Regions from separate parts of the Homo sapiens genome. Here region 1 is linked to region 2. A link is a loop called in an ENCODE intact Hi-C map of the cell type or tissue named here. Cell type or tissue: PC-9. All regions are shown on one strand. Links, peaks and the distances in the headings refer to the core of each region. The heading gives the core; the rest is flanking DNA. Region 1 overlaps DNM3 (dynamin 3). Region 2 has its middle 19 kb from the start of FASLG.

Region 1 (16,213 bases), core at 5,277-9,276, 290 kb before region 2:
CCTAAGTGAACTACTCCCTTCTCTCCTTATTAATTTGGCTCCAAAGTCAAGCACATCAAAATGGAAAGTAGTTCTCATTCTTTTTATTGATGTGAAGTCAAAAATTCTGCATAATTTTAAAGAGCAGATAATCTAAATCACACATACATATACATACATACACATATGCACACACACTGTTATCCATTAGAACAAGTCTTCTTTATCAAATACCTGACTTTTAAGTGTATTTGTGCCACTTGATTTACTTATTCATTATATAGACATTTAGTTAGCACCTTCCATGTGTCCAGCATCATGCTTGATTCTGGGCATGAAATAGTCCCTGTTCCCAGGGTTCCCAGTTTAGGGGGAGACTGATAAGAAAATAATTTCATATCACCTTGTAACATAACTGCTATCATCGTTATGTTAGGAGGTGGAGATGAGAGGTACCTAAATTACATTTTCCTAACAAGCAAAGATGTAGATTAGCAGCCGGGCGGATCACGAGGTCAGGAAATCGAGACCGTCCTGGCTAACGCAGTGAAACCCAGTCTCTACTAAAAATACAAAAAAATTAGCCGGGCGTGCTTGTGGGCGTGGTTGTAGTCCCAGTTACTCAGGAGGCTGAGGCAGGAGAATGGCGTGAACCTGGGAGGCGGAGCTTGCAGTGAGCCGAGATCGTGCCACTGCATTCCAGCCTGGGCGACAGAGCGAGACTCCGTCTCAAAAAAAAAAAAAAAAAAAAGAAAGAAAGAAAAAGATGTAGATTAGCAAATGCTTTGAAGAGAAAGTGACTTTTGAATGGTCACTTCAAAAGTAAGAATCAGGAAGAAAGCTATGGAAAAGAGAATGCATCCCAGACAGAGTAACAGTATAAGTAAAAATTCAGAGAAATGAGAGTTTATTGGCGTAACTGAAGGTCCATAGCTATGGCTGCATGAAGTGCATGTGAAGGTGTACAGTGAAGACTGAGGGGCCAGGGAGGTAGACAGAGAGCAAATCGTGCTGGGCCTTGTATGCCAAGGGCTGGAAGACTTTATCTGAAGAGCACTGTGGAATCAGTGAAGACATTTAAACATGGGATCATCTTTATATTTTAGTAAGAGTGTTATACTAGGAGTGAGTAAGTATATTAGGATGTAGGACTGACGACTAAGATACTGTTGCAATAGGTAATAAATGTTGAAATTGGGATAGACAGACTTCTGTTTTAAACAGAAGGACAAATCAGACACCCTCATGGACATATACACATATTTATAGTTTAAATGATGAAGAAAATAGATCAAATTTGTATTAAATGCACTACCAAAATGAATTAAAAGGAAAGAATCCATAGAAGCCAGAAAATGACACGAAAGCAGGAAACTAAAGCACTGGTTTCCATCCTGAGGATTTCACCCAAATTTTTGAGATCTTGTGCCTCCATCATGGTGGCCAAATAATGCCTGGCAAACAGGTGTAAAGCTTAGTACATTCCAAGTTCCAAAGACTCCTAACAGGAGCCTGTCACACAGGCTGGGACTGGAAAAAACTGTATCCTGGTCTAAGAATATACTAAAAATAAAACCAATGTCCAGAAGAATGCAGCCAGGAAATTATATTGTATTGACCTTGGCACTAAATAAAAGGGGAGTGATGGGTGGTGATCTGCCTTTAAACTGCATAGCCACAAGTTTGCCCCCATTTGAATGTAAGGTCTGAATTCACACTACATGTGTGTTTGAGCATCTCAAACCTCAAGTACAGAATTTAATTTTCCTGGGTTAGTACCACCCTCAGAGGAACTAGCAGAAGCCCCCCCCGCCAAAAAAAATTATTTCCTCTCTGTAAAAATGCAAATTCGACCCAGGCCTTAACTCCCCAAGATAGAGTTCTAAGGAAAATGAATAGCTTACAAAGAACAAAGGAAGGAAGGACATAGGAAATAAACCACTACTGAGAATAGGAGAAACAACAGGCTGTGAAATCAGACCTTCAGAGATGAGATATTTACAATTTTGGAGTTACTAGGTACAGAAATAAAAAGTTGTTTAATATGTTTAGAAATAAAGAGGCTTTAAGTATGAGAAGAAAAGATCAAGCAGATTGGGGGAATGACTTCTAGAAATAAAATATAATCACTGCAATGAAAAATTCAATTAAAAGTGTCAAGGAATCAGATTAGATATAGCTGAACAGAGAATTAGTAAACTGGAAAATCTGTAGTGATATGAATACACTGACCAGAATAAAGTCCAAGCCAGAATAAAATCCGAAAGAAAAGGATTGAGATCACAGATTGTGTTAGATGAGTTCTAACATGTTCTAATCAAAGTTCTAGAAGGAAATAGTAGAATGGGGAAACACAGTATTCAAAGACGACTAACAGAACGTTCATAACAGCACTGTTTGTAATAGTGAAAAACCTGGAAATAATCTAAATGGCCATTAGTGGAAGGGCAAATTAGTAAATTGTAGTATATTTACACATTGGAGTATTATATAGCATCCCAAACAAGTGAACTCCAGTACATTCAATGGTATGCATGAATTGGCAATATAGGTAAAAGAAAATTATATATAATATATTCTTTTTTATGAAACTAAAAATAACTGATAAAAATAACTCTTTAAGACTAAATATAGATGCAATAAAACCATAATAAAAGGAAAGTAAGGGAATGATAATTATTCTCACTGATAGTTACTTTGAGTGGGAGAGGCAGGGGGCTGAGTTGGCAGATGGTATTACATGATACTGTATGAACAGATGCAGACGAAAGTGTGCCATGAACCAAGGATTATAGTTAATCCAATTCCGTATACTAAAAGTACATTGAGGAGGTAGGAGGAGAGAGAGAGGTTGAGAATTTTCTAAAATTGTTGAAGTCTAACAATTCTTAGAATCAGGAAATAAAACAATTCTCAAATAGGATTTTTAAGAAATGATACATAATAAGTAACAACAAGACACATCATAGTGAAACTACAGAACACCAAAGAAAAAAAGATCCTAAAAGAAGCCAGAAAGCTAGGTCACCTACAAAGGAGTGGAATTAGACGGACTGCTGATTAGTTTAACCTGTACAATATCGTTCAACAGATGAGTGGTAGAGCCAGGATTCAGATCCATATCTTCTGATTCCTATGCCTATGTTCCTTCTAATACTCCACCAAAATTTTTCACACATTTATGTACAGAGTATTTTGTGTACTGAAATAAATGTAAACCAAAAAAGTAATGGAAAGAAGAAACCCAATAAAAAGAAAAGTTAGTGTTACCTAACATATGAAAAATTTGGTAAAATTTACATGTATTTAGGTACAAAAGAGACAAGGGAATTAGCATTTGTTAAATTCCTAAATATGTGCCAGGAATAGTTCTGGTGCTTTAAAAAAAATCTCATTCAGTTATCATAACAAATATTTCTGAGCTAGAGTTCTTATTTCCATTTTGTGGTGGAAAAGACTAAGGCTTGGAGAGATTACATGATTTACCCAATTTCAAAAGTTAGTAAATGGTAAATTCAAATTCTGAAAAGGTGCAGCCAGTCCCACCTGACCCATCGTCTTCCCAGTAGCATTGTCAGTAAACGAATAATGTAATTTATATTACCTAAGGTGTCCTAAACAGAGCACCTTCTCTGGCAACCTTCTGAGACCACCACCCCCAGTGTCAGGGGTTATTGCCCTCAGAGACATGTCCAGGAATATTAGTTTTTCCTTTGCACTTCTCTAGGCTTCTTTCCCACTTGGATGCTCTACAGATTCCTACACCACATTTGCTCATCCATTTAAAGTGCTATATACTGACTATTTTCTAATGGTTTTAGGGTTTTGAATCCTTGCTATTACACTTACTCGAAAAATTACTAAATCCATTTGCACCTCAACTTCCTCATGTGTAAACTGGGATAATAACACACCTTTTGAGGATTCTCGAAATGATTAGCTGAGAAAATGAAATCCATAAAGCTATTAGTTCAGTCGCTGGCACTTGAAAGTTTTCAGTAAGTGACTACTGCTGCCATTATTAGATCCTTTGCAGGTACAGAGACAGCTTTTATAGTCAGAGGGAATTCATTTTGTCTCCTAGTTTGCCTAAGAATAAGTGATCCATCTTTATTTATTCTACTGATTGTGATCTGACATAGTCTTGGACCTAGTTATTATTAATTTTAGCATATGTTAATAAGAAAATAATTATAAAATATCCTGTTCTGAATTTCATTTCAAGATAATGTGAATATAGCAATACATGATCAAATATCTATTTTCTAAATTGAGATTTTAAAAATTCCCAAACTTCATCCCCTGAGTTGAATTCACTAGAATGAAATAAATGAAGACAATGTTCACTAAGCTTCTAAAGAATCCACATGTTAATTGGATCAGTTTGCCCAAAGACTATTTTTGCCTTTAGGATTTATTATTCTGAATTAAGTCATTATATGGTTGAGTGATTATGTAAAAAATCATATTATTTATACAATGATATGTGAAGAGGATTACTATAATGCAAGAGGTTAAAAACATAGAAGCACCAAGCCCTCATGTATATAGAAAACTCATGCTAAGGCCAGAAGAAGCAGAAGGAGAGTCAGAAGAAATATACCAAAGTGGTAAACATGTATGCTGTGCTATGTGTGCCCACATAATACATAGGAAATGCTAAATTGGTATCGATTTCTGAAAATAAAAATGCCTGTTCTTTTTTCAAATTATGCAATCCTGATAAGCCTACTAGGCATATACATATATATCCTTTTAACTAATCACGTTATCATTTTTTTCCAACAAAGAATATAATAAATGAAAGTCACCTTCTGGGTGATTAGTGGCAGTTGACTTGGAGTTTCAGCCCTTCCTCAGGACTTTTTGGCATAGTAATAACATTGCAAAGTTGCTCACATTTTTCATACCCTTCCATTTTATCTTGTGTGTGTGTGTGTGTGTGTGTGTGTGTTTGTGTGTCTTGTATGTGGAATATTCTTACAGCTAGTGACTTAATATGCTGATGAACACAGAGAGCTGGATTTTTTTTGCAAACCAATATTTTTGTGCCATTTGATTATTTAGGTGATATTCAGCCTTTTCAAAGATTACTTAACTGTCGTGGTATCACTACAGAGGAAGAAAGGAAATTCTGTAGTTAGTTTAGGAGAAAACGTAACGTAAAACAATTCTTCAAGGAACCTAGCAATGCAATAAAGTATCTAGATAATCTTTTAGAATATCAGAGCCTGGGGTATGCTAATGAAATCATGGGAGAAGAAAAAAGCTCCAGTTCTCACTCACATTAAAAGTGCTCTCTTTTACACAAGACACAATTCATAAAATCTTTTTATATCAGCAGGGAACTCATCTATCTGTATATACATGGAGGCAGGCAGCTGTTAACAGCATAGCATGACACTGCTGAACAGTTCAGGATGCAGGATAAGGAATATCATTCTATCATTCCCAACTGAAACAACATCAGAAAATGTAGACAGGCTAAATAGAATTATCCAAAATGGAGCCTGTCTGAAATTCCAAGTCTCCCAGAGACAAAAGTACTATTCACCTCTTCTTCCTTTCTATGGCTGAAATTCATTTGCATCCACTGACATCCTTTAAATTATTACCCTCCTGGGAAAGTCTGCAACCCTTGTAGAACACTTATAAACATTCAGTTGTTTCTGATCAGACCTGTGTTGTTTGTAGTTCTCCTGACTCATATTTTAGTATCTTAGGAAGGAAAATTTAGTGCCACAAATGTTTACCATCTATATTCTCTTGGTTTCTGAGACTTCCCATGGCAATTAAAAAAATTTAGATATTACACCTTTTGCTTCAAAGGTCATAATTCCAGAAGTATGACTCTTATCTGACCTTTTAGAATGATAAATCTAAGAAATTTTTGTGTTCCAGAGAATGAATACACAAAATGGGAACTAGTGAGTTCCAAAGCTTCTGCTATAGAATAATTGATGGTTTTCTCCAAATATTTGTTAAAATTTTAATATAATAAATACTAGGATTTTTTAAAGTAAACTTTTTTAGCAATAAGAATTTAGCACTTCCAAAGCAGCCACATGGTCTGTTGCCCAGGACTCCCTTAAAAATTGCTTTGCTGAGGCTGTTCAACATCTGTCAGCATTTTCTGCATAAACCATTGGCTCAAAAAAATTCTTCAGGCTGAAACTTGATATATCAGGTCTCAGCTTAGCAGTTTTTATGTGTTTTCAGGAAAATAAGTTTGGATGTTTTCAAGTTAGTGCTAGAGGAGAAACACATTCTAATACACCATTTCAAGACACCCTTTTATTTTATACATGGGTGAAAGGAAAACAGACTTCTACCCAACTAAAATGGACAGAAAATATCTAAACAATTGTTGTGAAGTTTTCTTCACACTGTATTGCTAAACAGGATGTCTTTATTGGAGCTATGTGACTACATTCTTCATAGAATGGCATATGGAACTCTGCCCAGCTTTAATGCCAGAGGTCAGAATGTGCCCACCTCCTGGCAGCTGAGGATGAATGGCTTAAGTGACAAATTCCGATCCGTCAGCTTCCCAGATCATTGAACAGCCAAAGGAGACTAATACAATAAACAACAGTTTGCCAAAAGGCATCATGATCCACTGGTGGATTGTGGTTTTACACAGCTTCAACATACATTATCCTGACGTCTAAAATTACATCTCAGAGTACAGCTGTGTGTGTAATACTGGACTTCATTCCACTGGATGATCCCATGTTGTCCACTTACAACAGGAATGCACTTTTGAACCTAGAGCTGTCACTACAAATCTCACTGTGAGTGTTAAGAATTCATGAAGAAATTCCAATTTATTGATTTGCAAGGATTTGCCTATGAAGGTAGAGAGATTGTATCTTAAAATTGCCATTCCATTAAAGGCTAAAAAAGTCATTTCAATGACTAAAGTTCTTATATCTTTTAGTTGACTATTTGTAAAGTGAACTTTTTTTTTCTTTTTATATGAGTGTTAACTGGAAATAGGCAAGGAATGAGCAGGACTTTAACATTCTAGTCCTCTGTGTCAGCTGTCTGTGTTACAGAATTTATTTGAACTATAGAGTCCCTAAATCACTACAGCATAAGCCTCAGGGAAAATAAAAACTCAAAAATGTATAAACAAACTATACTAAAATTGAGCTACTGAGCACCTTAGTATACTTGCTTCCCTTTAGTTAACGTATTTTCACCAACAAGGGTGTGTCTTTCAAGGCTATCTGGAGTATACCTGTGGTTTTAGAAATACCAAGTGACTCACCTCCAGTAGTTACAGTGGTAAGGAAAAAGTTGTTACCTCTTTCCTTTGGTGATTCTGGTGCACATTTGGAAGATACAGCTCAAAGCAATCAATACCCTGGGCCTCTGGCTTCTAATATATTAATGTCTGCTCTCTGGAAGACCCATATGCACCACCTGCCCTCTGAATCCTGAGTGATCCAGATCCTTTGGAGGACTTAAGTAAATAAAAATTAAGAGCAAAACAAATGGTCTTGAAAATCCTTTCCAATAGACACAAGCAAACACAATAGGGATCTGATCATTTCACTTTCCTAAATTTTCTGTTTCCCCATTCAGCACAGTGGAGGAGGACCTCTGAGATTACTCTTCTTTTTCAAATCCCCACCTCAAGGTATTCTCCTCACACTTCCGCCACCCACATACACCCCTGATGCTCCATCCACCAAGCAGCCATATCCACAGGCCACAGGTGCACCATCCTCTGCCCTGTTTCTGCACCTTTGCATGTGTAGTTCCTCCTGCCTGCAAGATGCTGTCATTTATTCTATACCGGATGAACATCTTCCTACCCATCAAAACCCAGATCACTCTCTGATACATTCTTTCTGCATTCCATGGAATATATAGATTTGACTGTTACTGGTTTATAATCAAATTTGTCATCTTTCTTCACAATAGTCCTAAGGTTTATGCCAGTCTTGTCCCTGTCTCACTAATAATGAAATTAAGATTTGTAGATATAAAATAATATGACACATATTAAAAGCACTCAGAAAGCTAAGGGTTTTTCTTCAGAGCTTTTATTCATTTTTGTATCTAATGTTGAAAACAAGTAAAAATATATACAGAAGAGCCCCTAGCTGAAATGTATTCATATGGCCCCCTGACCTAATCACAGATTCTTCTATTTCAACAGAACTTTCTTCCTCACAGATATAAGAAAATGTCCCACTTTTCCTGATTGATTTGTGCTTATTGATTACTGAACTTAGAGCTCGGAAACTTGAATTTTCATTTTATGAACGCTCTCAATTTATTGTATGGCCTTGGAAAAATTATGAAACCTTTTTGACTCTTAGCTTTTGAAAAAGCAAATAATAAGTCTACTTATATCATGAAGCTGGTCTAAAGTTCAAAACAAACTATATAAGTGAAACAACTTGAAAACTGTATGCCTCTACATTCATACAAAGTATATATTCATATTTATATGACTAGTGTACAGTATTATTATCAGTATCAAAGAAAACTAAAAGTCTACAGTATATGGAGCCCAAATAAAATTTGGCCAAAAAGAGTGCTTAGGATGTAAACTGCTTTCAGTTTCAACCTTTGATTCCACTTACTCGTGGTTCACGGAGAGCTTTGTAAGGATCAGTAACTTCTCCGAAATAGGTAATAATAGTGCTAACTGGGAGGTATTTAGGACATAAAGGTGTTGGGGTGTGTGTGTGTGTGTGTGTGTGTGAGAGAGAGAGAGAGAGAGAGAGAGAGAGAAATAAGACATTTTTGCTAAAGAATATCTGAAGAAAAAAAAGGCCAAGGACAAAATGTTGTAGAAAAAACCGGGTTCTTGAGTTCTTGTCTCTTGACCAGGAAGAGTTAGTCACGCAGACACTCTGAAGGATGAGAGAGAACAGAATTTATTGGGAGAAAAGGAAAAAATTCTCAGCAAAGTGAGAGGGGTTCCTGTTAACAGGCCCCCATTTCACAGATTGAATCCTGGTTTATCACACAGAAATAGGAGAGGCCAGGCTCCTCCCCACTGCAAATAGCACCAACTTCCCAAGGCTGCACCCTGTCCTCTCAGTGCTCAGGCTGGTGGGAGATTCTCTGGGGACTTTCCCCCTTATCTTCCTCCTGCTTCTATCACAATGAGAAATCTCAAATCTTTATTATTCTAACCTGTAATAAGTCCACAAAGACATGTAGAGTTTGATTTCTAGTGGTTTTTTTTAGACTGGCTATCTTGACTTCAAAATATCTAGGAATATTAAGGACAATGTGACAATTGCTCTTTTAAATTCCTGACTGAGCACACAGGAGGATGAGAAATTCCTGGGTAAGAAAATAAAAAGGGAGCTGGAAAGCAGAGGGCCTATGGTGAAGCCACAGCTGTCCTTGGGGCATTTGCTATCACTGCACACAAGAGCTTTGGATGTACTTAGACATATGGAGATAGGAGAAAATACTTCAGCCCGAAAAAATTGGGGAATTGGAACCAAGACCCCTACAGTAAGCCAGGACACTTAAAAAGCTACACCTTCAGTGAAAATGGTGAATCAAGAAAAATCCGCTTGCCGTTAAAAGGAGAAAATGAGGAAAGTTATTTGTCTCGGCTTGCACTGTGAATGGAAGGAGAGAAAAGTCTTTGAGAATCCATTTGTATAGGTTCCTCATTCTGTAATTTGAGATTCAAATATGTATCACTTACATGCGCAAGCAGAACCAAAGCTGAGAAATTAAAGTGGACCAAAGTTGGAAGCAGTTCTGGGAGCCTGTAGAAACATAAATACTCTCTGGAGCAACACACCCTCAAATCAGATCTAATAGAAGCCCAGCTAAACTTGAATACACAATCCAACATTTAAAAGGACACACACACACACACAAAGCCATCATGAGTAAGTCAAGAGAATAACAAACAGTAGGAAAGATTTTGGACTATATTTAAAAAATTTAAAGAAATAAAAGAGCAAATGACAAATTTGAGAAAGGAACACTTTCTAAAGACAAGTCATATTTTTAAAATAGCCAAATAGAACTTGAAAAATGAAGTGCAGTTATTGAAATTAAAATTTTATGAATAGATTAAACAGCTGGAGAGAGACTACATAAAATAGGTTCTACACAGTGGTGTGCTGATAGATGTTTAATAAGTAGCTGTCCAGGATGGGGGAAAGCCCTGTTCTGTAGCATTTGCTAATTTCCATGGTGTGAATGCTCCCACCATTGGTAGTCAATTTTAAGCTACCAATGTGACGTAGTGAACTGGAAAGAGACGTGTACAGTTGGTTCTCATGAGCTGGTATAAACCAGCTCCTATACACGATTGGATATATAACTGAATAAATTACCTAGAATGTAACACAGAAAGATGGAAAGATAGGAATGTATATAGGACACGAAGGACAGGCTGTGAAGATCTAATATATGTTTAATCATCATTCTAGAGGAGAATAGGAGAATGACTAAAATGTTTCCAGAACTGATGAAAGTCATGAATTCTAAGATCTAGGAAGACCACAGATAACATCCAGACATACATTATAATGAAATTGCAGAGCACCAAAGCCAAAGAGATAACCATAAAAGCATCCAGAGAAAAAATATATCAACTACTAAAGAACAACAGTTCAGACTTCTTAAGAGCAAAAGTGGAAACCAGAAATAATGGAATCATCTTCAAAGTACAGAGGGAAACACTGCCAAGCTACAGCTGAATACCTAGTTAAAGGATTATTTTAAAGTGAGGCCTAATAAAGACACTTTCAGGCAGCAAAAACAGTTTGCCATCAAAGATAAAAGGAACGAAACGAAAAAATGTACTTTAGGAAGAAGGAAAATGATCCAGAAGGAACATGGACAAAGAAGTGGGTAAACATTTAGGTAAATCTAAGCCAATATTAAAACAACAAGAATAATAGTAATGTATGGTGATTAAAAGCCATCTGAACAGTTTTATTTTCTCACAAATACTAAACAGCACTTAATTTAATTACATTGCCATGTAGAAGTTTTAACCATATTTTGTTCATTTTTGACTTATAAAACAATCAGGAAAAAACAGTAAACATTGTTATATAAGATTTACTTATTTTAATCCAAGTTACACTTTGCTAAACATACTGAAAATTTGACGGGGTTTTAAATTTGTAATGAAAGAGCCATAGACTCCTCAGAATTTTTTTTTTAATTGTGTTGATCTTGCACATTCTATTATGATTCCAGGTCATTACCTAAGCAAGGATTTCCAATTTAGGCTGAGCTGGGAAAGACATTATTATATTAAAGTTTATGGTTATGAAAACTGTACCCCCACAACACTGGAAGTACAGGACCTTTGTTTCTCTCCACCCACATGCTGGTGACTTTTTACCACTAGGAGAGTTATGTACTCACTGTGACTCACAGAAAAAGATAAGGTTACTTTATACTATCTCTCAATAAATGGAGCCAAGGATCCTTGGAGAAATTCCAGGACTGGGGCAGAGAAAGTACAAGATGAGCCTGGAATGTCTCATGATGCTAGAAAGTAAGGAAGTGCTCAAAACCTTATGGGGATATATGTGAAAAAGATACAAGAGGCAAATTACAGGAGGCTCCCAATGACTAAATCTGGGACAATTTCAGAAATAAAATAATGACAGTAATGGATTATAATCCATAGAATAAAATAAGAATCCATACTTACATAAATAAACAGTTGAATGAGTAATTATATGAAGGAGAAGGGAAAGCTGTTCCTCATAATTAATTAATTTAGAAGAGAAGATCAAAATTTAAAAATCACCATTTGCAAAACATCACAGTAATAGTTTCTCTTAAGAATCATCAATGGATGTTAAAATGAGTAGGTAAAAGTATGATGAGAAACAGGATATTCACATAGCCTCAAATATCACCCGCAAGATACTTATTAATTTCAAAGGAGAAAAAATAGAAACTTTACAGTGGAGAAACCTGGAAGACACCATCTTAACCAAATGATCAAAGTTAACATCACTAGTAATGAGACAGATCGACATCACATGTCTCCTGATGTAATGCACTGAGAAAGACACACCATTTATGTGGCGTGTTTTTGCTAAAAATGCACAACCTGAAATTAATAACGAGGAAACATCAAATTGAAGGACACTGTACAAAATAACTGGTCAATACTGTACAAAATTATTAGGGTCATAAAAGATGAAAAAAGACTGAGGTATTGCTCCAAATTAAAGGAGACTAAAGAGGCATAACTAAATGTAATACATGATTGAGGATTAGATCCTGGGTCATAGTATTACAATGTCAATTTCCTTATCTTGATCATTGTTGTGTAGTTTTGTAAGATACTAACATTCGAAGAATCTGGGTGAAGGATGTACAGGAATTCTTTGTATTAATTTTCAACCTTTTAATAAGACAAATTATTTCAAGATGAAAATTATTTTACAAATCAAAGATAGTGTTAATGATAGCTTCCTTAGACCTCTCCATCCTCCCATATTCTAAGAAAGGCCATTTATATGTTACCTCCAGTTCTGTCCACAGACATCAATGCATGGCTTCAGGAAAAGTGGGCCAAGTGCAATGCTGAACAGGAAGGAAACAGTTTGAGTCTGAAGCACAAGGTTCCTACTGTGCTGAATCAGTGTGGTAGAGGCTATTAAAATGCCATCTTTTCCTACCTCCCACTCCTCTCCTTCTTCTGCCTTCATACCCTACATCCCAGACCGCTTTTAATCCTATTGGGAGGGTATACAGAGAGAAATAAAGAAAAAATAATAATGAATGGCTGTGTTCTTTGGCACATGAATAGCAGTTTCCCTTTCGGGACTTCAAGAATAAAAAATGAGAGGCTTTAAATCTTGCTAACTTGTGCAAGAATGTGCGCGTGTGTATATGTGTGTGTGCGTAGGTAAAAATGTAAATGACCACTATGGAAAGAACAATGCTAGCTTTTAAAATCTACTAAAGTAAAAGAAATAATTATTCCTGAATAAGGTATGTCAAACACCAGTGGGAAGAAAGAAGAGCGGGTTATTTTGTTTAGAGCTGGATGAATTAGGAAAATCCCTTTTTACAGCTAACTCAGAGATGAGCTGTTGTTGCCAAGATGTGGTTTATCAAACATCTAGGCTATCTCACAGGATGTGAGTTGGTTTAGCTTTGTAAAATAGCTCTATTTTTATTTTAGCCAAATCTCTACAAGACTCTCAGTCAGCTCCCTCCCCCACCAGAATGAAACAGCAACAACAGCAGTGAAACCTGACTGAAACAGCAGAGTAAATGTTGGCCAGAAGCCTGCTGTGATCCAGCCTGGCTTTTAGAAGGAGTCTCTCTCAGTTTGATTCATTGCTTCTCACAAGCCAGCTCCAGACTGCTTTTCTTGAGATAAAATAAGTTGTAGAAGTATAAAGGGAATGTTGCCACTGGTAATTCTTTTTACTTAAGATAATAAAAAGCACATAAAATTTCCATGCTCATATTTGACTCCTTTCCGGGTCTCCCTTCCTGATTCTAACACACTGTGGAAATGGTGCAAGGAAAAAAAAGCCACAGACAGAGTAGTCGGTATGATTTCAGACCACATGACTCATTACTTGTGCTTCTTTCTGGAGCAGTCTGTTTTCTGTGAGCTGGCTTCACTCTGGTTAATCACTTAGCATGGTGAGATTTCACCTGGTTGCCCCTCTGGTGGCTCAGACGGGGCCTGGGGCATCACTGAATTTATACTGAAAATCAGATGGGCATCTGAACAACTCCCACAAAACACACACACACACACACACACACACACACACACACATTTAATCAGCATCAAGTAGTGCAGTTTCCTTTCTAAGTGATGGGAGCTGCTGGCTGTTGTTTTTGGCTTGAGGCCGCATAGACCAGCCAGCCGTTGTGTAAGCATGGTCTGTCTGAATTGCTTTGGGGCTGTCTTCTTAGAAATCTTCTTGCTGTTCATTATTTTGCCAGCAAGCCATAACTATTACTTTTTTTTTAGATTCCTCAATCTATGTTTTCTCTACTGTAAGATAGTAAAATGTAGAGAATCAGGGAGCCCTATAAATCTTGAAGATTTTTTTTGTCTTAATTTCTTTAATTTGAGATTGGCATTTAAAACCATTGTAGAACTTGTGAACTTGCTAAGTTTAAACTACAATTTGGAGTAGGGAGTAATAACCAAACTGTTCTTCTCATGTTGTTTTAAAAGCTTCTGGTGTATATGCCTTTTTATTTTTTACTCATCATACAGTCTATTCAGAAAAATAAAAAAAAAAAAACCTTAAGTAGCTCTTGGCAGAAGGTCAAAACCAGCATTTCAGGGAAGGTATTTAAAAGTCTTTTAAGTGTGGGCTATTTGTATAAGCAATATCTGCACGTTTCTTATGACTGGGAAGGACTATTTTCACAGTCTTTCATGGAAATATTTCTAGACAATTTTCTGCGGCTCTTTTCCCTGAGCTCATTTATTTGCTTTTGCTTCAGAACACAGCATTTTAATGAGCAGTTTTATGAGCCTAACCTGCGTTCTGCAAGCTCCACATGACTGGATTCCTGTTGCACATAACCTTTGCCCTATTTTCCATTAAAACACAAGACTTTCCTATAATCAACTGTATACTATGACCTTGGAGGAAAAAAATGCAACAGATAGTTTAGTCTACTATTTAGTCTACTTTAGCACACTAAAATTGATTTTTTTAAAAAAATTAGTTGTTTCCTTATAATTTTTAAAAGTGTACATATTAGTATTTTCATCACAAATTTATTTTGTAAGATGCCTAATTCAATATTACCATATCCCTCTGGGTAAATAACTCATTTAGCTATCTTTATAATCCACTGAGGGATGTACAAAGGTAAGATGAACCCCAAATCAATTTGGAATTATGAACATTCAAAACAAAATAAAATGCAAAGTTTTCTATCTCCACTTGGTCTTACATATAATAATAGGTGTCAGGAAGTTCCTTCTTATAGCAAAGCTAAATCATCATCTGATGCATTTTGACTCCTCTTTGTGCTTTAATTCAAATGTAAAACAACTATTTTTCACTTTATAGATAGTATCCTACTATTTTTATATAGAATAACTTTCTCTTGTATACCCTGAGACATCCAAATTTGTTTACTTTTACTTCCAGTATTTTAATCCGTTTTCTTAATATCTGCTAAATATTCAAGCTCTCCCTTTCATTTGAGCAGTAGAGCCTCAGGCAAAATGCAGAGCCCCTGCAAGGGTCTAACAAGTGCTAAGAACAATGGAGCTATTGTTGTGTAACACACCCAGCTCCCCTCTGGATCATGCATTCCAGCCATGTTTGCCTTTTAAAACTACACTATGGATTTAAGGTAGTCTGCGGTTGCTTGTAACACCTTTGCTCTTTTTCTGCCCTGCTTACTTTAGCCAATCTGTCCTCATCTTATAATTCTGTTTACATTTTCTTCTTAGGACAAGGAAGGCACTCTTTAAAACAGAGTGCAGTAAGTTTAGGGCAAATGAAAGGAAATCTACTTCACATAGCAGGTTATAAACTTGTGGAACTCATTAGTCCCAAAAGGTGGGACTGGCAGGAAATGTAAATGAATTCAGAAATCTTTTAGCCAGATTTATGAATGAGAGCCACAAATGGCTACTAAGAAAACTGGGGCTATACCTGACTTTTACAACAGAAGTCAGAGAACAGCTTTGAGCTCCCGCACAGGATGACTCTTGAGACTTATTGGGGTGGCTGACCTTGGGTCTGGCCCACTATGGGATTTCCTGAGCATCCTGTGTCCCTTCTGCACTTGTTCTCGTTTCACTGGGTCTCAGAAAGAACCAGTAAGGCTTATGTGGGAGGGGCAACTTTCTTTTTAAAGTAGAGACTAGAAGAAAGCTTCGTAACTTCTCCTTTCCCGTTCAACCATTTGCCTACCTTAGTGCCAATTATGACGGTCAGGGAATGGTGATGTCTGTCTAGTAGAAACTAGCTGAGATCACATTTGAATGTTAAAACATAGATACTTTCTTTTACGCTAAGTCAGACACTTCTTTTTCCTGGGAATTTTCAGGCCTGAGACCATAAATAGCATTTTTATTTCATCCTGTACTCTATCCTCAGTAGAACCTTCAATCACTTAACTCCCCTGCTTTTCCCAGACTTATATCTCTTTACTGCAGGGTTCTCAAACTGGAGTACTTAAAAAATGCAAATGCTCCTGGCTTCACCCCAGACCAATTAAATCATAATATTTGAGGGTGGAGCCCAGGTATCAATAGTCT
Region 2 (16,213 bases), core at 4,971-8,970:
AGTGACATAATTCACTGATAACAGACAACAGGAAGAATAATCATGTCCCATATCAGCCTGGGAAGGTAAGAAAGGCATCATTACAAGGAGTAGAATAACAGCTCTCAAGCTGGTTCAGTGGGCAAAATATCTGGAAAATTTCATCAATGGAAAGGATGATAATAATCTAGGTCACTATTTCTGATTCAAGCCTGTGGGAACAAATGTGTTTCAGAATTTTAAAATGTTTTCATTTTGGAAAGGTAATGTCTAGCTCAGGCTACTATAACAAGGTACCATAAACTGGGTGGCTTAAACAACAAACATTTACTTCTCACAATCCTGGAGGTTGGAAGTCTGAGATCAGGGTGTCAGCAGGGTTGAGTTCTGGTCTATAGATGGCTGGCTTCTTGCTGTGACCGCATATGACAGAAATAGAGCTAGCTAGCTGGCTTCTTCTTACAAGGGTACTAATCCCATTGTTTGTGATTAGCCTTTTTTTTTTTTTTTTTTTTTTTTTGAGATGGAGTCTTGCTCCGTCACCAGGCTGGAGTGTAGTGGCGTGATATTGGCTCACTACAATCTCCACTCCCAGGTCCAAGCAATTCTCTTGCCTCAGTCTCCTGAGTACCTGGGATTACAGGCATGCACCACCACACCCAGCTACTTTTTATATTTTTAATAGAGACAGGGTTTCACCATATTGGCCAGGATAGTCTCGATCTCCTGACCTTGTGATCCACCTACCTCAGCCTCCCAAAGTGCTGGGATTACAGGTGTGATTAGTCAGCTCTCAGAACAATTGTTCATTGTTCTTCCCCACTTGGGGCCTTCCCCCACCTGGGGCCCCTTCTTCCTTGTTGCTTACTTATCAGGACTCCACATTGAAGATGTGAACACACTATCTATTAAAACTCATTCAAATATTGATGCTAAGTTTCAGTCATTTCCAGAATCTATTCAGTTGAACAACTTCTAAAATACTGAGGATGCTGGGTGCGGTGGCTCACATCTGTAATCCCAGGACTTTGGGAGGCAGAGATGGGTGGATCACCTGAGGTCAGGAGTTTGAGACCAGGCTGGCCAACATGGTGCAATCCCATCTCTACTAAAAATACAAAAAACAAAAAAAAAAATAGCTGGGTGTGGTGGTAGGCGCCTGTAGTCCCAGCTACTTGGGAGACTGAGGCAGGAGAATTGCTTGAACCCAGGAGGTGGAGGTTGCAGTGAGCAGAGATCACGCCACTGCACTCCAGCCTGGGTGACAGAGCAAGACTGTGTTGCAAACAAATAATAATAAATAAAATAAAATAAAATGCTGAGGATGATTGTTTCTTTCCGATGTCCCACACTCCTTCTATTATCTGTTTCTTGAAAGCCGCTTACTGTCTCTCCATTCAGAGCTATAAGTTCTAAATATTCTGCAATAAAATTAGAATGAGCATGGTGAATGTGATACAATTTTAAAAACTTTTTTGGTCTTTTCCTAGTTCCTGCCTGGCACCAGCTCCTATAACCCTTGGAATATCCAGAGTGATAAGAATGTCTTTTGTATGCTAATGATGACTGGTGGCTCCGGGACACTAAGGTAGCTTCAGGATGGAGGCTGGTCACAGGAAAGACAAATGCAGAGAGGGTTTGAAATTCTAGCCCCACCCCCAGACCTCTGGCGTGGGGAAAGGGACTAGAGACTGAGCTAAACACCAGTGGCCTATGATTTAATCAATTATGCCTAAATACTGGAAAACCACTAAATGACAGAGTTTGTAGAGCTTCTGGGCTGGTAAAACCATCCACATGCCAGGATGGTGGTACACTCCAACTCTGTGGAGACAGAAGCTCCTGCCCTGGGGGCCCTTCTGAACCTCACTCTATGAACCTCGTTATCTGGCTGTTCGTTAGTGTCCCTTGTAAAATGATAATAAACGGGTAAACCTAAGAAAAGTGTTTCCCTGAGTTTTGTAAGCCGTTTGAGCAAATTATTGAACCTGAAGAGGGGATCATAGGAGCCCCCAGTTGACAACCAGTTGGCCAGAAGTACAAGAGGTCTAGGGCTTGTGACTGGCATCTGAAGTAGGGATAGTCTTGTGGCACTGGGCCCTTAAGCCGTGGAGTCTGCACTAACTCTGGGCAGTTAGTGTTAAAATTGAATAGAATTGTTGGACACCCAGTTGGTGTTTGGAGAATCCAGCTGTTGGTGTTGGAAAATGCTTCAGAGTGAGGCTTTAATTATGGCAATTCTCAAACTGTGTTCTCGTGGAACATTCAGTCTCAGCTGAGTGAGGTACTCTCTAGAGTAGTTGAATAATGATAGGGTTTTAATGAAAAAAAAGTGCGAGAGTTCTTCAAACCGTGCTTCATGAAAACAAAATTCAAAGATAAACTTAACACAGTCAGAAAGGCACATTTATTTTCTAAAATCTAACCTGGTATCAAGGAACTCTGTTCAGCATTATGGAGTCCACGAACTCTGTCACTAAGACCAGTTTGAAATCCAAACAGATCTGTGTTCTGATCTTGACTCAGCTACTTACAAACTGTATGATTGTGGACAAATTATCTACCATTTCTAAGACTCAGTTTCCCTTTCTTTTATCTATCCAATCATATATCTATCAATTATCTATCATTTATTATTATCTATCACCTCTGTTTATTCACTTATCCACCTAGGATAAACTAGGCCGGGCGTGGTGGCTCACACCTGTAATCCCAGTACTTTGGGATGCGAGGCGGGTGGATCACCTGAGGTCAGGAATTCTAGACTACCCTGACCAACATGGTGAAACTCCATCTCTACTAAAAATACAAAAATTAGCTGGGCGTGGTGGCGGGTGCTGGTAATCCCAGCTACTTGGGAGGCTGAGGCAGGAGAATTGCTTTAACCCAGGAGGCGGAAGTTGCAGTGAGCCGAGATCATGCCATTGCACTCCAGCCTTGGCAACAGAGCGAGACTCCATCTCAAAAATAAATAAATAAAATTAAATTAAAAAGATAGACATTAAGCTATTCATCAATATCTATTTTTTTTTTCCATTTAGGCATTGAGGATGATCACACCTATGTCCTGCTCTAGCCAATAAAATGTGAGCAGAGGTGAAGACTTTTGTCCCTTCCAAGAGAAGCATTTAAGAGCTGATGCCAATTTTCCAGCTTTCCTTCTCTCTGCTGCAGTGATTGGCAGTGTAGACAGTGGAGCTTCAGCTGGTCAGGGTCCCTAAATGAAGGCACTGTTGATCCCACCCAGTATGGACTTGGCGTGAACAAAAAATACACTATTGTTAATGTTTGTGATAGACAGATCAACCTCAAGGAGGGTTTCCAGGAGAAGACAGTTCTCACTGTGGTGGGTATGACTTGATATACCAAACTCCAGGAAGGCAGAGAACTAGCTATTTACTTCATTTTGGTGTTCTATACTAAAGATTCTGAAAGCTCCTATCAAATCACAATTTATTAATTTATAACATTAAAAAATATTCATATAGCACAGATTATATATGTCAGGCATATGTTATTGTTATGTTAAACTGATGAGATTATGGAATTGTTTATTACTTAATCCAATTTCACTTGATTAATACATTGTCTTGCCTCTTCCAGAAAGAATTTAAAATTGCTTAAAGAGAAATACAGCGCAATAGGATAAAAAAGTGACTGAGTAAATTAAGAATAATATATAACATTTGCCTTATAGAATCATTGGGAGAAAACATATATATCCATTAGTGTCACTGATAATCACTAGATATAACGGTATGAGCTCCTTTATATGTTTGGATCCTTCTGTATGCCTAAGCGATGGTCCCTCCACACCCAGATACCGCTTTCATTTTCCACCATGAGCAGGGAAGACTTCCTTGACTTACAATTACAATCCAGTTTCCTTCACCCCACACTCATTATCGCCCTTATTTATTTATTTATTTATTTTTTAATTGTACTTATTTGCAGAACTTTGCTCCTTCATTCTGCTAAAACCGGATTCTTGTCACACAAGCAGGAAAAGTTAGGCATGCAGACACGTTGGGTGAGGGGAACAGAATTTATTGGGCGAGAAGGAAAAAAGAAAAAAAAAAAACTCTCAGCAAAGCAAGCAGGGTTCTTGCTAACAGGCCTCCATCTCACAGACTGATTCTAGGCCACGCACAGGAGCTGAAGAGGCCAGGCTCCTCCCCACTGCAAATGGCACGAACTTCCCCTGGGGCCCCACCGTGTTCTCCCAGTGCATAGGCCAGTTAGAGATTCTTCAGGGACCCTCCCTCTTATCTTCCTCCTGCATCTATCACTTATCACCATCTGCCATACTTTCTATTTTACTTCTTTATTTGTTTGATAAACATTAGAGTGGAAGCTGTATGAAGGCAGGGATCTTTGTTCACTGCTATCCCCAGCACCTAGTACAATGCCTGACATATATAATCTGTGCTGTGTAATATTTTTAATAAGTTACAAATTAATGAATTGTGACTTTATAGGAGCTTGCAGAATGCTTACAACAGAACACCAAAATGGGTGAAATAGTCAATTGCCGGGCTCCCTGGAGTCTGGGATATCAAGTCATACCCATCACACTGAGAACTGTCTTCTCCTGGAAACCCTCCTTGAAATTGATCTGTCCATCACCACCTTCCTAGCCTCTTCTCCCCTCTTCTTCCTTTTCTGCATGCTGGTTTTGAGACGTGCTACTCACTAGACAAACTTCAATAACCATAATAATGAGACGCAAAGTAAAATAATGATTAACCATTATTGAGCACTTATAATTCATCGATCATATTTGTTCTAGCTTCACAGCTAAGTACATTCCATTCATGATCTCATTCATTAATTTCAAAAAACTCTGCGGGCAGTGATATTATGATCCTTACTTGAAAGATGAGGAAATGTAAGCTTAAAATGCTGAATAATTTGCAGAAGACCATACAGTTCATAAATGGTAATGGAGGTGTTTTGGTAATCTATTGCTATGTAATGATCCACCAAAAAGGAAGTGGTTTAAATCAATTTACTATTATTTATCATGGTTCTGTGGATTGAATGGGCTCAGCTGAGTAATTCTCTCTTGGGGTCTCCCATATGATTGTGAATGGTTGCAGGTAGATGGCTTCTGGCCTGAGTGTCCAAGATGGGTTTCCTGTATCTAGCATCTCAGATGGGATGGCTTGAACCCTTGGGGACTGGCAGGGCATCTCACTCTCTTTCTCTGTGTGGTGTCTCCAGATTGTTAGCTTGGACTTCCTCACAGCATGGAGGCCTCAGGATAGTCAGACTTCTTGTGCGATGTCTGCCTTCTCATGAGCTATCCTTGGAAGCCCCACAGCGTCACTTCCCTTGCATTCTATTAGTTACACAGAAGCAGCTCACATTCACTGTGGGAGGGCATAAATACACTGGAAGGCATGACTCATTGTAGGGGGGTGTTTTGGAGACTCATTATCTTGGTGGAATTTTTAAACTAGACATTCTGAACCTAGGCTAGAGGTTGCAAACTCATTTATCTACATGGAACTGGCAGATGATTATGAGCAAGGAAGGCCTGAAGCAAGACAATTGGGACTGGGGCAGACTGTGCTGGACTGAAGAACACAGGTGTTATTAAAGGGGCACTTACTGCTCAGCACCAGCCGACTTTGCCTTACGAGACTACAGGCCCCTTGTTACTGCATCCTCTGAATTTTTAAAGGAAATTCGGCAACCTGGGTTTTTATACAAAATATCTTAATATGAAAAACCTGTTATTGGTCAAGCAAAACACTTCTGTGTTTAGCTTGTGGGCTGCTAGCTTGTGAACACTATTCTAGATCTCCAAGGTAACATCCACACGCATTAGCACAGCACACAAGGCCCTCATGACCTGCGGGGGCTACCTTGCCTGGCAGTCCAGCCTCATTTCTCACTCCTCTCTAACATTTGTGCATTCAGCAAGTATTTATTAATGCCTCCTTGTACCAAGTCTATTCTACGTTCTGGGGATGTAGCAGAGAGTAAAACAAAGTCCCTGCCCTCAGGGGGCTTACATTGTAGTTGGAGACAGACAATAAACAAAGAATTGTGTAAAATATCAGATGGCACTAAGTACCATAGAGAAAAATAAAGCCAGGTGAACCCTAGCTGGCAGGTTGCACAACATATCTTGCTCTCTTTTCATGCTCTCTTGTCTGCCTTGAATGACTCTTTTTCCTTTCAGCTTAACTGCCTTCTACCTATTGTATCACTTGGGGGCCTAGCTTGAGGGTTACAACCTCTGACACCTGTGATCCTGCAAGTGTGAAATTGATGACCGCCCTCCTTGCTTGTAAGGTACTTGTGTCTACTCTTACCATACGGTTATAACTGTTTTTTAAAGTTTATAGTTACTTTTCCATATCCCCCACTAGATAGTGAGTAAATTGAGGGTTTCTGCATATTCTTAAATTTTCCACGGATCTTTGTTGACTAAATGAACAGTCTCTTTGGAAAGATCTTCAAGGAAGGAGCTGCTTGGTGGGAGAAGAATTCTCCTGTCCTCTGTTTTTCTTTTCCTTTTCCAATAAGAAAGTTTCTTTCCTCTGCTCTCAAAGCACAAAACTATGCATGAGGTTATTTGAAAACCAAGTAAAAGGACATGGTTTGTGTCCTGTGGTTTGGGGGCTGGTTATTCATGAGTGTGAAATGTCTTACATTTTCAGTGAGTCACAGGAATGCAACTTTACCTGGTTGTGAGACATCAATACACTCATTCTGTTTGCATATTCATACACACACTCATGCATGAAAAAAGATGAAACACGTCCTTTATATCTACAGGCTGGGACTTATCTCTATGCATTTCACTAGGCAGATAAACAGGATGCACACTTATAATCGACAAAAATCAAACACTAAAATCTACTCCTGGCACTGCTCTATATCTACCCAGTATCTTTGACTTTCTGTGTGCTGTGGTTGTGTCTGGCTTCTGCTGCCTGGGCTTCCGGTGTGTGAAGCCTCCTTTGTCTAACATTCTGAGATCCCCTGTGAGTGTGACTGAGGCTGGCTTGGTTTTCTAGAAGACCCAGGAGTGGTTCTCCCTCTGCCCTGCATGTTGCTGCCCTATGGAACAAGATGACGGCTGAATTTCTGTTGCTTGGTGGAGTACACACATGTTCCACTGCATTCTGGAACGCTTGAGCTCTCGAGCCCAGACCGCAGAGTGCTGTGGGCAGATCAGTCTCTGATCTGTCTCATCTCTGGAAACCCTGATTCTCGTTATGTCAGAGCCTCTCCAAAGGAAAGTAACCAGGGTAGAATCCTGCATGAGGAGAGGAGCAGCCTTGGGCGGCAGGTGACTGCCTGTGAAGCTTGTGCCCTGGAAGGTTGGCTGTGGATAAATATCCACCCAAGGGCATAGCATGTGTGTGCCTTGCCTTTTAAGGGAGGGCTGGTTGAGGAACAGGATGGTCTGTTGTGGTTGCAGCTCCATGAGCAGACTAAGCCAGGCTGGCAGGAATGCCCAGAGGGTTCTGAGCAAACTTAGCAACGAGGATTCAGGTCACTTACCAGATTGACCATTTCTCTTTAATTGGTAATTTTCTTCATATGATGCTTCCAATAAAATGTGCCCAAAGGTTTTGTTGTTGTTATTTGTTTAAAAATAAAGCTAAAATAAATGGAGATAATAATTCTTTAAGCCCCATGTCAAATTCAGCCTTCCCCATGAAATATTTCTTCAGTTCCCAACTCTGTTCTTTCCTCCTTCTCCAGTCTAAATATGCCATCTCTCTTCTTTAACACAGTACTAATTTGGAGTCTTCTTAAAGTGTTTCTCGCACTTTCTCTTTTTAATGTAGTTACTGTTACATAAGAACTTCTCAGCTTCAGTGCTGTTTTTCTGACCGTGGACAATCAGGGTTCCTAGACTGACTTGTTCCTCTTTGCCTCCCTGAAGCAGTTAGTGTAGAGCTTTATGCCACAGGAACTCAATAAGCCACGGTAGAACCAAAGAGCTCTTAGCCTTGCACCATTCCCTTGCCCGCTCCTGGTGACTTGATGACCTGCACTGGCCACATGCTAGCAGGATTTCCAGGCAGACTGCCTAAACATTTCAAACAGATTGGGTCATGGCGGTAGAGCACATGGCGTGGCATGAGCTTCAGAAACGTGTTATGCTTAGACTTCCCATGAACTTTATAGCTACTTTACCGTCTGAGAGCTACAGACAATCTTTCCACCCCTGGTAGCTGTGTAACATCCTTGAGGACATGGAATATTTTCCATTTCATTATATCCCCACAATGGTACCTGGTGCCAGGTGCTCAGGAAGTATTGGTGGAGTGGTTGATTAGGTTGCCTGGCTTTGCAGGGGCTTATCAGTCTATAATTTACACCACTGACCTTCCCCCAAACTCCAGGGAGGGAAGAGGGACTGAAGATTAGCAGAAAATCACCCAGGAAAGACAATAAGAAATGAAGGCTTCTACTCAAAAAGTAGGATTTCTAGTAAGTCATGAAGGCTTAATGCTGTGTCTTTGTGAAAGGACTGAAGTCTGCCCTGTTTGTGCTGGATGAAGGCAGGGAAAGAAGGACTTTGAGATCGGGATGTCCATCATACATGATGGAAACTTGGGTTTTAGCAAGAGAGAATATGTAGTGGTGATGAACTCTAATTTCAGGCATTTAGGGGTACCTCTAATTGAAAAATTATATTCTGGGGACCTGGAAAGAATTGTGGGAGTCGGAGGAGGTGAAACCTCAACAAAAGCAGTTTCATATTCTCACACTGAAACTCAGTGGAATGTTAGGTGGGTGGGGAACTAGAGGTCAGCCCGGGATGAGCTCTTGTCTCCTGGTAAGCTCTGCTCTCCCACTAAAGCACCCTACTTAGGGCCAGGGCCCCCATTTGGGTGAAGTTAACCTTTCCTCTTCTCAGGAGCTGGCAGGACTCAGGCAGTTTTCATTGCCCTTTAACTTAAACTCTTATTCTCTTTAAGCATCTACTCAGTGTCCTTGTTGAGGGTATATTAGGTCTCTTTTGGTTGCAAATGACAGAAACCCAACTCAAATAGGCTTACACTGGAAAAAAAAAAAAAGAAAATTCTGACTTCTACAACTTAAAAAATTTAGTGATGGATTTCCCAGATTAAGGTCCAGTTGGAATCTGTCTTTGTCCATCTCTCAGCTCTGCCATCTGTAGACACTCCCATGTGGATGACCAGCCAAGCCCAGCAGAGCAAAAGCACTTCTTTCCCAGTAGCTTCAGCAAAGGTCCCAGAGCTACTCAGAAACAGTCAGATGGGGCATTGGACCATCCATAATCTAGTCACTGGGGCTGACGAGACTCATGGCTTTAATGAAGCAAGCTGGATTCTGTCCTTATGCCTGGAGCAGTGGGACCAGCTGCAACTGAACCATAAACGGGGGGAAGCACAGGTGGTTGCTCAAAGAAAATTGGACAGTTGTTAGCAAAAATGGGGTGATGGTTGCAGGGCAAATTTACACTACAATGGCCAAGTGCTGTCACTCCACAAGAACTCTGCTATGTGAGTTTAAGAGTGTTCAGCCAGGCGCGGTGGCTCACGACTGTGATCCCAGCATTTTGGGAGGCCAAGGCGGGTGGATCATTTGAGGTCAGGAGTTCGAGACCAACCTGACCAGTATGGTGAAACCTCTGTCTGTACTAAAAATACAAAAAAATTAGCCAGGTGTGGTGGCACATACCTGTAGTCCCAACTACTCAGGAGACTGAAGCAGGAGAATTGCTTGAACCCAGGAGGTAGAGGTTGCAGTGAGCTGAGATCATGCCACTGCACTCCAGCCTGGGCAACAGAGCGAGACTCCATCTCAAAAAAAGAAAAAAAAAATTTAAGAGTGTTCATATAGAAACACTCATTTCTCTCCATGTATGTTTTAAGGGCTGGGCTCCTGAAATTGGTTCTCCCCCTCCCCAGACCCCTCCTCATACCTTAAGAAGCAGGTTTTAAAATGTTGGATATTTTCTTGAGGAGGGCAAATATCAATTTTTTTCCCTCAGTTCAGAGAATCAAGAAGCATAGTCTCTGCTATGCTATGTCCAGCTGAGGACAAATGTATAGTTTCTAAGATCAATTATCTAAGGGCAAAATGACATCATAGATTTATCTGGATAGAAGTACATTTTCATATGGTTTGATTCCTATCTCCAGGGCAGCTAGGGTTTGTGCTTCTGTGGTGAGTGCCTGGCCTTGACTGATGCTGGGGGAATGGAGGTTTTGACTCTGGCCCTGCCACTCACAACTGAATGAGCCTGGGTAATTCACTGTTTTCCTGGGCCTCAGTTTTCTCATCTTTTATATTATAGTTTGGACTGGATACTCTCTAGTGTAGTCTGTCTTTTTTCTAAAGAGTTTGATTTTTAGCTGATAGTCAAATCCATAATAATCTGAGTTATAGCCTATATTTCTAGGTGAGGAAGCTTAAATGCTGTACAGGTTAAAAAAAAAAAAAAACCTAAAACTTTCTGCTTGATTCAGGAAGGGGAGTTTGAGAGACAATAATGTTCAACCCTTCCTTCAGGACAAGAGATGTCATTAGGATGTGGATATCTTCAGACCCAGCAGGGACCACACTTATGTCTGGAACACTGTCAACCAACTATAAGTATCTCTGACCTTGTGGCATGAAGCTGCCCACCAACCATGATCCGATCATCCCCTGAATGCATGAAGCACAGAGAACATGAGGCAGGGAATGAGCGACATCTGTGCACAGGAAATCTCTAAACCAAACATATTTAATATTTAATCTTTTCCTGTTTGCTCTGAGGCATTTCATTATTGGAAATGGCAGGCTGCCAACCACGATGCCCAGTACAGTTTGGGAAGGTCATTCCATCTCAGATTTCCAACTGAACGTTGAGGAAGTGATGGTGGATGATCACATTGTTGAGACCTGGGGGCAGGGTCCATGCCTAGCAGAGGGACACGTGGTAGATACACAGAATGAATGAATGAATGAATGAATGAGTGCATGGATGGCTGAGTGCTAAAATTACTTCTAGTTCTGACTCTCATGTCTGAACACACGGATTTCCTTCCAAGAAATAAAACAGTATGTAGATGTAGGAAATTGAGAAAAAATGGAGAACACAGAAAAGATGTGTCTGTGAACCAGAGAAAGGGGCTGTTGGGCAGGAGATACTTGGGGGGAGAGGTCATTGTGCCTAGCTTGTGCCCCCAGGCCTTCTGCAAAAGGAAGCATCTCCTGATGCTCCTCTGGCCACTTCCTCCATGTCCCACCCACCTCGCTGCCCCCCTTCCTGTGTGTGGAGCAGGAGCTGAAACAGAATCTACTGAAGGAGTGTTGGGGAAATGAAACCACTTTAGCGACCACAGTTACTAGGTCCTTATCTGTGTCTTTATTCTCTGTCACGTGATTCTCTCCAGCCTCCTCCTTTGCCCTGAGTCTGGTGCTGGGTAACCTGAGCACAGGGAGAAGGAGCAGGAATCTGCGGGGGGTCACACATGCATGCGCACACACACACACACACACACACACACACACACACTTGACACAGGAGCCAGAGAAGTGCTTGCTATGCAGAAATAAGGGAGGTACAGAGCTGTAAGGGAAGGTTAATCCAGAGGTAAAGGAAACCCTGGCACCTTTGCTCCCTTGCTGAAATTCCCACCCTTACAGTATGGGCATCAAAGAGAGCCCAGGGCTGAGCCAGGGCTCTCTTTCTTTGTGGTTAAGTCACTTTGATGTGTGAGAGCCTGGATGGGGCAAGGTAAAGTGCATTGTAGGATTGAGGGTGTTTATTGGTTAGAAGTCTAGGAAGAGGCAGCTGAACCAGTGAGTCATATATGGACAGCTGTCCTGGGGATGGACAGAGGTGTCTCAGGCCTGTATGTGAAAACCAGGCCCTGTTAGGGGAAGGGCAGATCAGAGGTGGATGGCAAGATGCAAAGGTTAACCTCCGCAGTGCTGATGGGGGCGAGTTTCTAAAGCCGGCAAAGAAAGAGCAGGTAGGCTGGCCTTCACAGTGACGAGGCAGGGGAATGGGAGACAGCCAGAGGATGCCTGGGTAGGCAGACAGGGACTCTGTCAGAGGGCAGCATCAGGGGGCTCTGGACCTGGCACAGGAAGGATAGCCTGGGGCAGAAGAACAGGCCTCTTTGGATTTTGGCTTCTGTTTGGGTGGGATGGGTAATAGGTCTATTTCTGACTGACTTCTAATATCAGCAGCTTATGACATTTCAGCTTTTCTTCTCTATGACTGTATCTATGGGCTAGGAGGGGTCTCCTACCTGAGGTTCAGGAGGCCCCATTCTCTTACTTGGTTCTTCCTGCCAATCCCTCCAATCCCCCCCTTTTCTCCAGTTTTCAACCTCCCTTTCCTCACTGACCTTTTTTTCTTCTTCTTCTTTGCTTCTTTCACCTCCACCTTCCTCTGTCCTCCTCTTTTCTCACCTGTCTTTCGTTCCTTTAATCAACCTCTCCCTCACCATAGCACTATGGACTTTGGAGTACGGTAAGGCCTTCTGGACATGTAGTGCAGCCCTCCACCCCAAACCCCTGCCATCATTTGTCTGGTGCTCAGACATCTCTCGGAACTGGGAAACAACCATTGCTCAGGACAACTCATTCTGCTTGCAGCACTTTGATGGTTAACTCAGTAGGGATCCAGAGATGAAAGATGTTCCTCCTGTCCTTGAGAAACTCAGTGTCTAGTGGAGCTGAACCTTCCGCTGTTGGTTCTAGTTCTACCCCATAGGGTCTATATAGGCTAGCAATACTCAGTAAATATTTACTGAGCATTTTCAGTGTACCAGTCTCTGAACTAGGAATTATAGACTCCAAAATTAACAAGAAATTGTCCCAGTAGTTATAATGCTTGAGTTTAGGAAATAGGAGAGATTCCCAATGACTTGGTGTGTTAAGTGTTATAATAAGCAGGCTACAGGAACTGAGAGCAAAGGATTCACTGTGCCTGGAAAGGCTTCACACAGGTGGTAATGTTTGAGCCGATTTTGAAAGGAAGAGTTCCCCAGGAAGAAGAAAGAACTTTTTGAGCAGAGGACATTCCCAGGCACAACCTGGAGAACTATGTCAAACCAGGAAGCTAGAATAACATAAAATAGGATTAGTTATGAATGAAGGGAACAAACCAAGGAAGGGGCTTCAATGATAGAGATTTCCCAGGAAATGGAAAAAAAACACACAAACATGACATGGAAACCCAACACTCAGTGTGGTTCAGTGAAGTCCAGGAGTAGGGACCCCTGAAGACTTGAGTTGTGCTTCATCTTGGGATTCCTGCTGCAGAGGGACACAGCCTTGTTGGCGTCCAAGTTCCTCTTCTGTAAATAGAAGAGGTGACAGCACCTGACCTTCCTGTCTTGTCGTTGGTGAGGGGAAGGATGCAGAGTCTGAGAAGGCTCGGAGCCTGGAGCACAGACAATTTAGTGAGATGATTATAGCTAGTGATTGAGAGTGTGGCTTTCAAATTTTTTTCTTTATCTTTTAAAAAAATAAAAATAGGAGGCATGGAGAAGTGGTGGGAGTGGGAGTGTGGGGGTGTTTGAAAGTGAGAATGAGAAACTCCAACTTGGAATTCCTAGGACAACAAGTAGGGATTTTACTGTACTATTTGTTGGGGGGAATCTTATTTGTCAAAGGCATTCTAAGGGCATGCGAGAGTCCGCAAAGAGGAGGGGACAGTGTGGTCTGGTGGAAAGGCCTGAATTCAAATCCAAGCTTAACCACTCCATGGATTCTTCAACGTCCCTGGATCATTGGCAAAAGGGGGATAATAATACTTATCTTAGAAGACGACTTGAGAGCCAAATAAGACAATATCTATAATGTTCCTGGCACAGTGCTTGGCATATAGTAGGTGCTAAATAAATGCTTCTTTCCTTTCCTTTTTCTTCCTCACCTATCCCAAAAGAATATTGAGTTAGTATTTTAACTATGAAGGACGGAAACAACTGGTGAAGTTGAGGGAATGTAAAGACAACACTAGGAACATGGCCCCCAGACTGTGAACGCCCTAAGGAATTGTGCCTTGACCATTATGTGTTCGCACCCTCCGTGGGTGCCATGTACGTATTAGGTGCTCAAGATAGATATGGGTGGAATTGAACAGAAACAAATGCTTGCCATTTTTCTATTTCCAGACATCTAAGATGTGGTGGGGAAGCACTAAGAGACAGGGCAGATTTTCTTTCTAACTCTTCCACATGCTGGCTGTGTGGTCTTGGGAAAACCCTCTCCCCTCTCAATGTCCACATGTTTGAAATAAGAGACAGGGCAGGATGATCTCCATGTTAGTGTAGAGTTGCCTAAGGATTTAGGTGGGTAAGACAGTTGTTACGAACTGAATTTTGTACTCTCCCAAATTAATGCATTGAAACTCTAACCCCTAATGTGACTATATTTGAAGAGAGGACTTACATGAGGTACTTAAGGTTAAATGAGGCCAAAAGGATGGAGTCTGAATGTGCTAGGATTAGTGGCCTTATCAGAAGAGCAAGAATGAGTTCACTTTCTGCCATGTGAACTCACAGGGAGGAGGATATCTGCAAGCCAGGAAAAGAGCCCACGCCAGAACCTGACCATGCTGGCACCCTGATCTTGGAATTCCAGTTTACAGAACTGTGAGAAAATAACTTTCTGTTGTTTAGGCAACCCAGTCTATAATATTTTATTATAGCAGTGTGAGCAGACTAAGATAACAGTACTGCAGCTGGCTTGCAAATAAGGCTCAGGAGAGAGACCTCATTTGTAAAAACTGGTACAAGAGCTAGGGACCTTTTCACTACTGGCTGGGGCCATACTTTTCCTATCGTCCCCAGGTCTGTGACAGACAGGAAGCCACACCTCAGACACAGAGCCCATATGCTTAAAACTTGCTTCTCATGAGCCCCCCGGGGTGGAAGGCTCTCGAGGCATCCAGCTGCACACCCTTGACCAACATCTGCTAGGTGCTCAAAGGAAACAGTGGGTGACAAAAGCAACGTCTTTGACATTTAAGTCAGCCTTTGGTGCATCTACTTTCCCACAAACCCACCATGACACATGTTTTTGTAATGAAGCATTACAAAGGCCAAAAAAGGCCGCATAAAAGAGCCCACAAGACCCAGGCGTTTCCATTCTTAATACATGTTGTTTGAGGTGCGCCTCCCACCTTATCCCACCTCCTCACTGTCCTGCAGGTGATGGTCCCTTTAGCCTTAGGCACTTGGGGGCGCTACTCACAGGATCACCTGGAGCACTGCATTTTTTGTTTTTGTTTGAGACAGAGTCTTGCTCTGTTGTCCAGCCTGGAGTGCAGTGGCACGATCTCAGCTTACTGCAACCTCCGCCTCCTGGATTTAAGTGATTCTCCTGCATCAGCCTCCTGAATAGCTGGGATTACAGGCGCCCACCACCATGCCTGGCTAATTTTTTGTGTTTTGGGTAGAGACTGGTTTCACCATGTTGGCCAGGCTGGTCTCCTGACCTCAAGTGATCCACCCACCTCGGCCTCCCAAACTGCTGGGATTACAGGTATGAACCACTGCGCCCAACATGGATCACTGTTTTTTTATAAGTACTCTCACAATGGGCCCTCTGAGTTAGAATTTTGCCTCAAACACCCACAGAATGCATAATCTCAGGCAAGTCATTTAACTTATTTGAGTGTCAGTTTATTCATCTGTATTCATCTGATCAACAAATATTTGTTTTTTTGAGTTCCTCTAATACCAGGCATTAATCTAAGTTTGGAATTCATGCTTCGCCATTTCTTTTTGAGAAATTCGGACTGTTAGTCATGATACGATTTAGTAACCCATGTGTGACCTCCACACTGTTCTCAGTCATGCACAATGTATCACACTTGAATATGAGGACTGAGAATAAAAGATGATCAATCTGCAGAGTCACTGCCTGAACTTTACCATATCAGGGTTCGTCACAAGGGTTCTAACTGCAAGAGAGCCTGATGAGCCTCCTGAAAGAAATAGTGAATGCACTGAATGGTATTTAAACCTTTGCACCAGGAGGGAGGACAGTGATGCTCCCTGGCTTTTTGAGTGGGAAGAAGGTTATCTGGAGGCAACAAAGAAGAAAAGTTGCCATGGGATCCAGTTGGATTATTAATGGGAATGAATGCTGTTGGGAGTAAGCCTGTGTAATTTCTCTTAAATATCTTCTAATTTTTTTTGCAGCATTTAAGGGTCAAAAATTGATAAGTTGAAAAAGTGAATGAATTGCAACTTGAGGGTGCTGTAAAACTATTACTTGGGGAATC

What was found. A loop is a pair of places that touch in the nucleus more often than their neighbours do. Peaks named below come from ENCODE experiments on the same cell type or tissue, not always from the same donor. Only the 100,000 strongest peaks of a DNase experiment are listed, where the experiment ranks them.
Region 1: a loop joins it to region 2, with 2.7 times the contacts of the local background. A loop is called at or near these places in 1 of 110 quality-filtered maps.

The regions. Positions count from the first base shown.
Region 1 is chr1:172,345,413-172,361,625 of GRCh38, forward strand. The region is part of intron 17 of DNM3 (dynamin 3); the gene reads left to right. Among named protein-coding and RNA genes, the nearest start is that of C1orf105, 67 kb to the right of the region's middle. RefSeq lists enhancers at 13,402-13,481, 14,962-15,588. In PC-9, for the core only: no CTCF peak of the experiment used is centred there; DNase peaks (open chromatin) are centred at 6,469 and 7,209; H3K27ac peaks cover 1,739 bases.
Region 2 is chr1:172,632,357-172,648,569 of GRCh38, forward strand. No RefSeq gene overlaps it. Among named protein-coding and RNA genes, the nearest start is that of FASLG, 19 kb to the right of the region's middle. RefSeq lists an enhancer at 6,181-7,380. In PC-9, for the core only: no CTCF peak of the experiment used is centred there; DNase peaks (open chromatin) are centred at 6,655 and 7,425; H3K4me3 peaks cover 792 bases; H3K27ac peaks cover 2,975 bases.